Regions from separate parts of the Homo sapiens genome. Here region 2 is linked to region 1. Evidence: read pairs that join two places in POLR2A ChIA-PET (ENCODE). Cell type or tissue: GM12878. All regions are shown on one strand. Links, peaks and the distances in the headings refer to the core of each region. The heading gives the core; the rest is flanking DNA.

The links. ChIA-PET counts read pairs that join two places held together with the same protein. Peaks named below come from ENCODE experiments on the same cell type or tissue, not always from the same donor. Only the 100,000 strongest peaks of a DNase experiment are listed, where the experiment ranks them.
Region 2: POLR2A ChIA-PET joins it to region 1 with 6 read pairs; 1 of 35 experiments calls an interaction of 5 or more read pairs at or near these places.

What each region holds. Positions count from the first base shown.
Region 1 is chr12:118,164,806-118,170,188 of GRCh38, forward strand. The region is part of intron 17 of TAOK3 (TAO kinase 3); the gene reads right to left. Among named protein-coding and RNA genes, the nearest start is that of PEBP1, 31 kb to the left of the region's middle. RefSeq lists a silencer at 2,091-2,140 and an enhancer at 2,381-2,490. In GM12878, for the core only: a CTCF peak has its summit at 414 (motif pointing right); a DNase peak (open chromatin) is centred at 2,296; H3K27ac peaks cover 1,329 bases.
Region 2 is chr12:118,030,237-118,035,619 of GRCh38, forward strand. It overlaps RFC5 (replication factor C subunit 5), which reads left to right. Exons shown (of 11, transcript NM_007370.7): 11 at 946-1,998. The coding sequence ends at 1,042. WSB2 (WD repeat and SOCS box containing 2) reads right to left here. Exons shown (of 9, transcript NM_018639.5): 7 at 4,978-5,088; 8 at 4,750-4,857; 9 at 2,451-4,122. The coding sequence ends at 3,960. Among named protein-coding and RNA genes, the nearest start is that of RFC5, 16 kb to the left of the region's middle. RefSeq lists an enhancer at 5,377-5,383. In GM12878, for the core only: a CTCF peak has its summit at 4,768; no DNase peak of the experiment used is centred there; H3K27ac peaks cover 925 bases.

The DNA of each region.
Region 1 (5,383 bases), core at 94-5,093:
TAGATATCATCGATAACATTTTTATACTGGCGTGGTTGGAAATATCTTGCACACTTGGGCTCCCTATTGATTGAAGAGAAATCCTTTTAATAGCACAGCATCTAGTACTAGAGTACAGTCACTAATCATTCACTTATTCATTCAACAAGTAGTTATTGAGCACCTACTATGTGCTGGGCACTGTTGTAGGAACTAGGGATAGAACAGTGAACATGTACACCCCCTCAGCGACCTTATAAGGAGAAAAAACCCAAAGTATAAATACAATTTAAATTTGTTTTAAGGAATAAAAAATAAGCCCTTAGAGTTATCTCTCTCATCTCCTCCCGTGTTTTCCTTTGTTTTATTTTTCTTCTTTACCTAGACCATCAAATTTCTTTTTTACAAAGCAGTAACTGGCCCGTAGGTGGCACCAAAGGATGGAGAGCCCTTCCCACAGACGAAAGCTCTCCCAGGCCAAGGAAAGCCCTTTAAATGAGGACTTTAATTGAGGTCCAGGAGTCCCAACACCAGGCATTTATTCATCCCACACTTTCCTAAATTGAGAAATGCAAACTGAGCCTGAGTTGCTAAGAGCCCTGAAACTCATGGGCTCTTGACACAAAGCAAAACACACAAAGCAAGCAAACACCTTCAGAAGAAATCAAGTGCTTCTCTTCCTGCTTAATGAAATGCTTCAAGATACTGTCCACAGAATACCTACATCCGAATTACCTGTGTTATAAGGGACTAGTCTCTATAACAAGCTACGCAGCTAATTCTGATATATATGAAAGTTTGAGAATCAATGGAAAAGTGCTAAGGGTGTGAGTCAGTTTCAGCTCCTCTATAAGTCTTATGTATGGCTTGGGGCAAGTCTCTTAATCTGTATTTCAGGTGTAAAATGAGGATAGCAGTACACATTGTGAACTATCGTAGTTGTAAAGATAAAATGAAAGACCATAAGAAAGTGCTTCAGAATACATAAATGTCATTATTTTTCTCTATTCAGAAGGGAATACATGGCATATAATATCTTAAATCTAGTTTTTATAAACTATTAGAAGAGTAAGAAAAACATGATACTGAAATGGCTTTTCTGTTACAAGTTGTTCCCTTCACCTTTAATTTGTACATCTGAGTTGCTGAGGTGTAAGATGGTAAGCTACCTTTAATATTTGAGACATGGGGGAAAAATTATTCACCTTATTATGAGGCCAGTGCTGTGCCTACATAATAATGTTTAATGTGCTTTCCATTTTTAAAAGTTATTCCATACATCTCATTCAATCCAAATTGCCACCCTATGAGGTGATAAGACTGTAAGGATTTCCCCCTTTTATATGTGTTAGTAGGCATTTGGGAGTTGAAGGACTAACATAAAGTTACACAACTTCTATAAAGAGAACTGAGGCTAAAACTCAGGTATTTAGCTTCTCAGCATTTTCCATTAGAAATGTTCCAATAAATGAGGCCAGACGCGGTGGCTCATGCCTATAATCCCAGCACTTTGGGAGGCTGAGACAGGTGGATCAGCTGAGGTCAGGAGTTCGAGATCAGCCTGGCCAACGTGGTTAAACCCTGTCTCTACCAAAAATACAAAATTAGCCAGGTGTGGTGGCACATGCCTGTAATCCCAGCTACTTGGGAGGCTGAGGCAGGAGAATCACTTGAACTCGGGAGGCGGAGGTTGCAGTGAGCTGAGACTGCGCCATTGCATTCCAGCCTGGGCAACAAGAGCGAAACTCCGTCTCAAAAAAAAAAAAAAAAAGTTCTAATAAATGGCATACTTTCCTGTTTTATACTTTTTCAGTCTGTGATAAAATATTTTGAAGAATTCTGCTCTAGCTAGACATGATACAATGGTTACTTTATTTGTACAAATGACACAATATACACACTAGAGCCACATCATGTGCACCTTTAGCTTATACAAATTTAACAAAATGAGCTGAGCAAAAACTAAAAAATCAGTTTTAATGGTACAGATCATTCTGCCCACCCATGTACTCAATGTATGTGTGTGTGTGTATATATATATATACACACACACACACACACATACACACACACACACACACACACACGTATAAGCCCTGGAGGGAGTGTGGGATAAGATACATGCAGCTTCCTTTCCCTCGGTCAATGTCCAGTGTGTTTCAAGCACTCTAACTTCTAATGGAAGTAGTATTGACTTCTTTAAAAGCAGCGGATTTCACTCATGCCAAATTTTTATGCTCAGGCTCACTGAGGTTGAGTAAAAACGAGAATTCTAACTTTTAAATAGAGATGCTGTCAGCCTATGACATTTAATGCCTTCTTAGTTTCAGTTCTTAGTTTCAACACTGGTCAGAAAATGCTGAGTGTCTGTGTGTGTTGGTGATAGAGAAAGAGGCTCAACCCAGTTTCAGTGATCTTCTTGTTTTCACTAATTAAAAGGATTGCTAATACTCAATCCTTTAGGCAAAGACACAGGAAACCAGGCATTCTTGTGCTTTGTTGGTGGGAGTATAAACTCCTTTAGAGAGCAATTTAGTGATATTTATTTTAAAAATTTAGATGTATGCATTCTTTGACCCAGGAATTCCACTTCCGAAAATGTATCCCCCAAAATACTTGTTTACATGTAAAAATATCTATGTACAACAATGTTCTTATATTATTAATAATACTGTAAAACTTCAACAAAATGTCCACCGAGAAGTGTCTCATTAAATAAATGATATTGAGGCCATACAACAAAATACTATTAGATGAAAAAGAATGAAGCAGAGCTGTACGTGCTGGAAGGTAAATGGAAAAAAGAGTTACAAAACAGTGGAGTGGACATCTGTTACTTTTTGTAAGGCTCAGCTTCCATTTTTCCTGCTTCTCTTTATAGGCTCTTTTTTTTTTTTTTCCTTTTTTTGCAAAATGACTCCCCCTTATCTGGAATCAGAGAGAGTGTTGAATAAGGCATAAGCACATGACCCAATCAAGTTATATCTCTCCTAGGAATTTTAATCTCGAACAGAAACGATACAAAGACAAAAAGTGGTTGGAGGAGGTACACTGAAATGGCAGTGCCTGGAGAACTGCACATGAGCCCTTGCTCTCTGTGTCATGGAAGTTGCTTTACCAGCGTGGCTCTTCATGTTTTCCCGCTCAGTTCTTCAGCTCTTTACCTACCTCATATCCTTCCAATAAATTCCTTTTCAGCCTTAAGTCAGCCAGAGTTTATTTCTATTGCTTGCAAATCAAATAATCCTACTGATACAAAAGTAATCTCATTTTTGTAAAGTCATATATAATATAGCTGTACATATGTATATAGAAAAAAACCTAGAAATATACATGCCAAATTAATGGAGACTGTTTGAGGGTAGAGATTGGGTGGAATGGGATTGTCGAAAAGGTGAAGATGGGCTGATGCTGGTCAAATGGTAGAAAGTTCCAGTTATGCAAGACGAATAATTACTGGAGCTCTAATGCACTCACTGCATGGTGATGATAGTTAACAATGTTGTATTACATGCTTGTAATTTGCTAAGAGGACAAGTCCTAAATTAAATCTCCCTACTCAACCCCATGCACACATGCACACAAATGTAACTATGCGGAGGTAATGGATATGTTAGTTAGCTTTCATGTGGTGATTATTTCACAATGTATACATATATCAAAACATCAAGTTGTATACCGTAAATACATACAATTTTTATATGTTGATATCTCAATAAAACTGTTAAAAAGAACTTTCACTACTTAGCTTTATGTGTTTCTGTTTTCGTCTATTTTCAATGTTCTTGAGTTACTTTTGTAAATAAAAAAGCTTTGAACATTTTCATGAAGGTGGGCTCTGGAATAAGACTAAACAAAAGAAAATCTAGACTTTTAAGAAAAATACTCTTACAGAGTTATTTTTTGCTCAACTGGCTAGAACCTAATACTAATGAAGTCACCAATATAGTTTCTATCATTTTTAGGGAGTAATTATCTTCTGTAACTTTTATTGACATGAATTGTCCCCTTAGCCTCAGACTTCCTCCAAATATCTATTATTAGAATAACAATAAATGTTACATGAAAAGACTCCCAAATGACTTATTTCCAACTGGCCATTAGCCTTTTTCATTTTGATTTTTTGACTTCTGACAAACTCAAAATGTGCAGTACTGAATCAGCTTGCTTGCTTTCCTTCCTTCCTTCCTTCCTTCCTTCCTTCCTTCCTTCCTTCCTTTCTTTCTTTCTTTCTTTCTATTTTTTTGAGACAGAGTTTCACTCTTGTTGCCCAGGCTGGAGTGGAATGGCGCGATCTCGGCTCACTGCAACCTCTGCCTCCCAGGTTCAAGTGATTCTCCCTCCTCAGCCTCCCAAGTAGCTGGGATTACAGGCACCCACCACCACACTTGGCTAATTTTTGTATTTTTAGTAGAGACAGAGTTTCACCATGTTGGCCAGGCTGGTCTCGAACTCCTGACCTCAGGTGACCCACCTGCCTTGGCCTCCCAAAGTGCTGGGATTACAGGCGTGAGCCACCACGCCCACCCCCACCCCCCCCCCTTTTTTTTTAAAGACAGTCTCACTCTGTCATCCAGGTTGGAACGCAATGGCATGATCTCAGCTTACTGCAAGCTCTGCCTCCTGGGTTCAAGCCATCCTCCCACCTCAGCCTCCCGAGTAGCTGGGATTACAGGCGCCCACCACCACGCCTGGCTAATTTTTGTAGTACAGATGGGGTTTCACCATGTTGGCCAGGCTGGTCTCGAACTCCTGACCTCAAGTGATCCGCCTGCCTGAGCCTCCCAAAGTGCTGGGATTATAGGTATGAGCCAGCATGCCCGGCCTGAGTCAGCTTCTTACCAAAACCTCTCTTTAATCTCTTCTCTGTTTCTACCACATCTTCATTTCCCCTAGTGTTAAGCCCTAGAAATAATTTTGATTCCATCATCTTTTCTCTCATATCTTTTTTTTTGAGACGGAGTCTCCCTCTGTCACCCAGTCTGGAGTGCAGTGGCGCAATCTCTGCTCACTGCAAGCTCCGCCTCCCGGGTTCACGCCATTCTCCTGCCTCAGCCTCCCGAGTAGCTGGGACTACAGATGCCTGCCACTGCGCCCAGCCAATTTTTTTGAATTTTTAGTAGAGACGGGGTTTCACCATGTTAGCCAGGATGGTCTCCATCTCCCGACCTCGTGATCCGCCCGCCTCGGCTTCCCAAAGTGCTGGGATTACAGGAGTGAGCCACTGCGCCCGGCCTCTCTCGTATCTTAGTATATGTCAAGTCCTGTTTACTTTAAACTTCAAATGGTGTTTTGAATCTACTGCTCTGACAGCCACTACCACCAGCCTTGTCCATATCCTATTTCCTGCTACTAGTCTCTTCTCTCTAATCCTGTGTTTCTCAAGCAGTTTTTTTTTTCATCA
Region 2 (5,383 bases), core at 264-5,263, 130 kb before region 1:
ATTAGCCCCCAGTGAAGCTGGCAGCTATCATTTAAGTAGACAGAGCATTGGGTTCAACATAGACGTCAGCATAGGCCAACTCTAATTTGTGGCATTGGCTTTCACAGGCACAAATTAGGTCACCTCTCCTCATTGCATTGTGAATATGATGATTTTGCTATCAGTGGCTGGGCATTTAAAAGGTGGCGAGATGAACTCCAGTGTCCTGCTTTACTGACTAGACCACAGACCCACCAATGTATCAGCCAAACTTCCCGATGAAATGGCTTAAGAGGAAGGAAATCTCTGTTTTGTTTCCCTCTTAACGTATTTTGCCGACGAAATAATCCTTCATTACATAAATTTTGTATATCTGTATAGTTAGGACAAAGTTAAGTTCAGAACACCGCTGTTGACACCTAATAATTTATTTCTTTTTTTGAGACAGAGTCCCACTCTGTCGCCCAGGCTGGAGTGCAGTGATGCAGTCTCGGCTCACTGCAACCTCTGCCTCCCAGGTTCAAGCGATTCACCTGCCTCAGCCTCCTGAGGAGCTGGGATTACAGGCATGCACTACCATGCCCAGCTAATTTTTGTTTTTTGTTTGTTTGTTTTGTAGAGACGGGGGTTTCACCATGTTGGCCAGGCTGGCCTCCAGTGATTGGCCCGCCTCCCAAAGTGCTGGGATTACAGGTGTGAACCACCACGCCCGGCCTGATACCTAATAATTTTTAAAATTGAATCGGTCCTTACAAGTTTGAAACATCACATTTATAAATCAATGTGTAGGGCAGAGAAGAAAATGTTAGGGGGACACATACAAGATTGCCATCCAGGGCACATTTGTTCTATCAATTCCCATCCCCACTCCTTCAACAGATTTTCAGCCCTAGATCTCTTGGTCCCTTAAGAAAAGGCAGCTGTGTTTGGTGTCTTTTTTCTTACCCTGTGTTTGGTTTCTGTTAGGTACAGGCTTTCTGTTGGCACCAACGAGAAGATCCAGCTGAGCTCCCTCATTGCTGCATTTCAAGTCACCAGAGACCTGATTGTTGCAGAGGCCTAGATGCTCTGAGGGCCATTCACAATTCTCAGGGCTCAGCAGTGATGGGAGAACAGAGGACAGTTCCAGGATAAACTGCTGCCTGGGGCTGTGGGATGAATCAGTCACCCCGAATCTTGGAAAAACCCCCTTCCAGGAGAGGATGGGCAGGCATTTAAAAAGTACCATTTTTGTGGTTGTTTGGAGCAGGGATGTACAAAATAATTTTAATGTATTAACTCATACTGCCTGTCTTTTATAGGGGAAAAAAATAACCTTTTTTATTTTAAAGTTATAAGGTTTTTACCTTTTAGTTGCTTGGATGACAGGGAATTAGCCTACCCCATTTTGGTCTGGAACAGAAGACTTTCAAATTTAATATGGTCCAAGTGTCTTCCTACTCAAGGTAAACATTATCTCCAAAATTACATTTATGATTCTAATATTTGGCATTGTGTCTGTATCTAATTTAAACAGATGTTAATGGACGTCTGGCCGAAACTATTATACTTTTATAAGATGAGCTGAATCCTCTTACTTTAAAAACTGGTCTTTTTATTTACCCTCTGTGGTAGAAGAGTCACCAGCAGGTTCCAAATTGATGTGTATGATAGGAAAAAAACCTTAATTTTAAATATAATATAGAGCCTTAAACTATGCCACTGGGTGGCAGAGGCTGTATAAAACGCACTTGTTTTCATGCAGGAGCGGGGCAAGTAAGGTTGAGCCTGACTGTAAACCTAGAACTGCGGAAGGACTGGGACTTTTGTACAAATTTCACATTTATTTTACAGCAATCATGCTGCATTTGTGTTAGTGTTCTTTATAATAAAAAACAAAGCAGCCTCCTGGCTGGCTGTGTTACAAGTGACTCTTCCTTAGACAGCTAGAAAGATGCTGACTTTGTCAAACTTGCATTTATATGAAAACCTTCTGTCTCTAATATCACAGAATAAACTTTCTTTAGATGCTGTTCTTTATAAAATGTCAAATTCTTAAACTGTCAAATGGAAAAAGTCACTATTCCCTTTGTTCATGGAGGACTCACCCCCTTAAGGACAGCGGCAAAGTATGAAGCTAAATATCTGATGGCCAACCAGGCCTCAAACCACCCAGAGGCTCAGCATCTGCTGTACCTGGAACTTCAAGATAACCATGAAATGTAAACGTTGGCCAATCCATTCCCAGCTCTTCTGCTGTACTACTTGTTTTATGTGTTTATTTTTTGAGGCAAGATCATGCTCTGTCAGTCACCCAGGCTGGAATACCGTGACACGATCGTGGCTCGCTACAGCCTCCATGTCCCAGGCTCGAGCAGTTCTCCCACCTCAGCCTCCTGAGTAGCCGGAACCACAGAACCACAGGTAAATGCCACCACATCCTCAGCCCCCTGAGTAGCTGGGGCTACCATGCACACCAGCACCACACTAAGTTTTTTTGGCTATTTATTTATTTATTTTTTAAATAAAGATTGGGTCTTATCTCACTCTGTTGCCCAGGCTGATCTTGAACTCCTGGGCTCAAGCAGTCCTCCCACCTCAGCCTCCCAAAGTGCTGGGATTACAGGCATGTGCCGTCACACCCAGCCCTGCTTGTTTTAAAAGGGGACTTTTTTTTTTCTTAATGGAAAAAAATGAAACAGAGAGCCAAAAGCTTTTAACTGTTGTTTTTTTCTTTTCTTCAATGAAAGCCTCTCATTTTGAAAAGACATGTTTTTCTTCAAGCAACAAAGGTGGTAGAGGAAATTCCTCAACTTTCTCAACGAGTCATGTAACGTTACACTGGCCTCCATAAAGCACCGATTAAGAAAGCTAAAGAATAAGATGTTGTATTTCTTTTAAAATAATTTAAAATATATTAAATTTTCCTAAGGCAGGTTTTGTTTGAATGAGGTGTCTTGATTAGATAACTACATGCCACTGAAGGAGAACAGTACTTTTAAGGAGCTATTTTTGTTTCGCAGTAGAGTTGAAACCAGCTGATTAATCCAATGAAGTTAAACAGCAGAGACAGATCTCGTACATAAGAGTATCAGCTAAAGTCATGACTACACCAATTCTTTACACAATTAAGACATCTTTGCAACTGTTCAATTTAAGTACTATGGTTTTTAGATAATCGAGAAAAACACAGTTGTACCTTAACATCTGTTGAGAAAATACAAATAAATATGATGCTAATAAATGGCCACTGATAACTCAGTAGCCATCTGAATAGTCATGCGGTTTAAGAATACATCCTTGTATAATCTGACATACAAATTTGTCATTTCCTGCACATGCACACCATTGTTAAAAAAAAAAAAAAAAAGCCAGTAATAGTGTCTGGATCGGTCAGGAGCACGGCCTCTGAGTCCCCTGTAATTTAGTTAAGCTAAATTAATACCTCATACCAAATGGCTCCAGGAAAACTGTCCTGCAGGTCAGAAGGGAGCCCAAGAAGAAAAGCACTTGGCCAACATCGAAGCAACTCTGACCACAGCAGGAGAGAACTTGAACCAATGCTACCACTGCATCAGAAACACAAGGATAGGTACTAGGCAGAAGCCATCGTTCCCAGCGGAGGGAGTGTGAGCTGCTCTGCCACTAGAGAGGCTCTGGAGGCCTACTTAGTTGCATAATCAAAACAACATCAGTAACTGCACTTTGAATCAAAACAAGCAGAAAGAGTTCAACACTTGCTGTTCATAACTGGACTGAAAATTTAACGTAAGGCTCTGTTGCCGTGCAAGTGGAATCTCTTCCTCTAAGACTGACTTTCACATGCCAGGGAGAGAAAGATCCATGACTAGTACACTGGAATCTGGTTTTGCTACATTCTATTCACAATCCCAAAGAAATGCTATTTCAATGCAAGACCAGATGTTTGGCCCATTATTCCAGCAACTCCCTTTGACAGGACGATTTACCCTGCTACAAAGAAGCACAAGATGTGGTGTTGCTTAAAAAGTCCTGTATGTGAGGAACTCTTTCATTTTCTTGGGGATTGGCAGTGCTAGGACTTGGTAAGTTGTTAGGAAACTTCGAAGGGCTTTCCGGCATAAGTGCTTCAGTGAGGACAGGACCCTAGGAGCTGTCCAGAACTGGACGTGGCCATCTCTTGTCCTAAAATGAAACAGAAACCGATGCTAAGACAGAGCTTGGATGTTCATGTTTTCATGAGGATGAATACTCATGTTTCTGTTTTGACTGCAAAGAGCAGGAGACTTCGGAGAGTGAAATGTAACCCTGACTGTGGAAATGGATGTAAAATTGTGGTGCTGAATAATTAAAGCTGCTGATAGGATTAGAAAAACTCAAGACACCTGTGATACCAAAGCGCTCTCTCTGTCTCTCTCTCGGCACAGCCCTTTCTAAATCTGACCACAGTTAGTTCAAAAGTATAAGGGGGAAGAGTGCCACCTACTGAATTATAGATGTTACCTGTAAAGTGGTCTTTTAGCCCTAAATGGTTTCCCATATATTATGCATCATCTCAATTTTATTCTCCCTTGTGAACTTGGCCCATTAGGTGGCATGACTTACAGATCTTTAATTACATTTAGGTTAAATATTCAGAGAAAATGGGACACCGTTATTAGCAAAATCGATCATTTGAGTTTTATATAATCTTGAATTGCCTTAAAGCTTTCCTCATAGGCAAGAAAATTCTAGATGGTTTCTTTCCTTAAAAAGCTCCATGGTATACTCAGCAGAAAGCACCACCCATCTGTTCAGCTAACAAATACATACCCTGTGGCAATGACTCCACCATGTGGAAAAAATGTGCAGCAAAGCCCATTGGTCATAGGAGCAAATGCAATGGGAGTTTTCAGTTCCAGGGCCCAGATCCTGAGGAGTCTGGATGGGGAGAGAGAACATCTGGATATTAGCTGACCCAGGGCCAGACCAAGAGGGCCTTGCTGCCATTACTTGCAAGCACTTGTTCTGAGGCCATGTAAAGAGAGTTCTCTTCGTTACCTGTCATCTGCCACCGTGGCAAGGTACAAGCCTTCTGGAGAGAAGCACACAGATCTCAGTGAGCTAATGTGGACGTCACTGTCATCCATGGCGGGGTCAACCTGGGTGTGGCTGGGAAGGAAAGAAACAGGATGGCAGGCCTGGAGTGATGGCTGCTCTCCACCCTCCATCATCACCCTAGGCAGGAAGCCAAACTGCCCTGGCTACAAAAGGGCTCAAGATGCATTGTGTGCCCCTCGTGGAAAAGCTTGGGATTTGCACACTGGGAAAAAAAAGGGTATCTCAGAAGGCTCCAGGTGTCCTGTGGATGAAGGGTTACTAACACTTCCTTGTGCTAATTTGCTTATGCAAAGTAGGTCAGCCCTCACTTTAATGCCACAGTAGAAACTGCAAGTCTTTTTTAGGC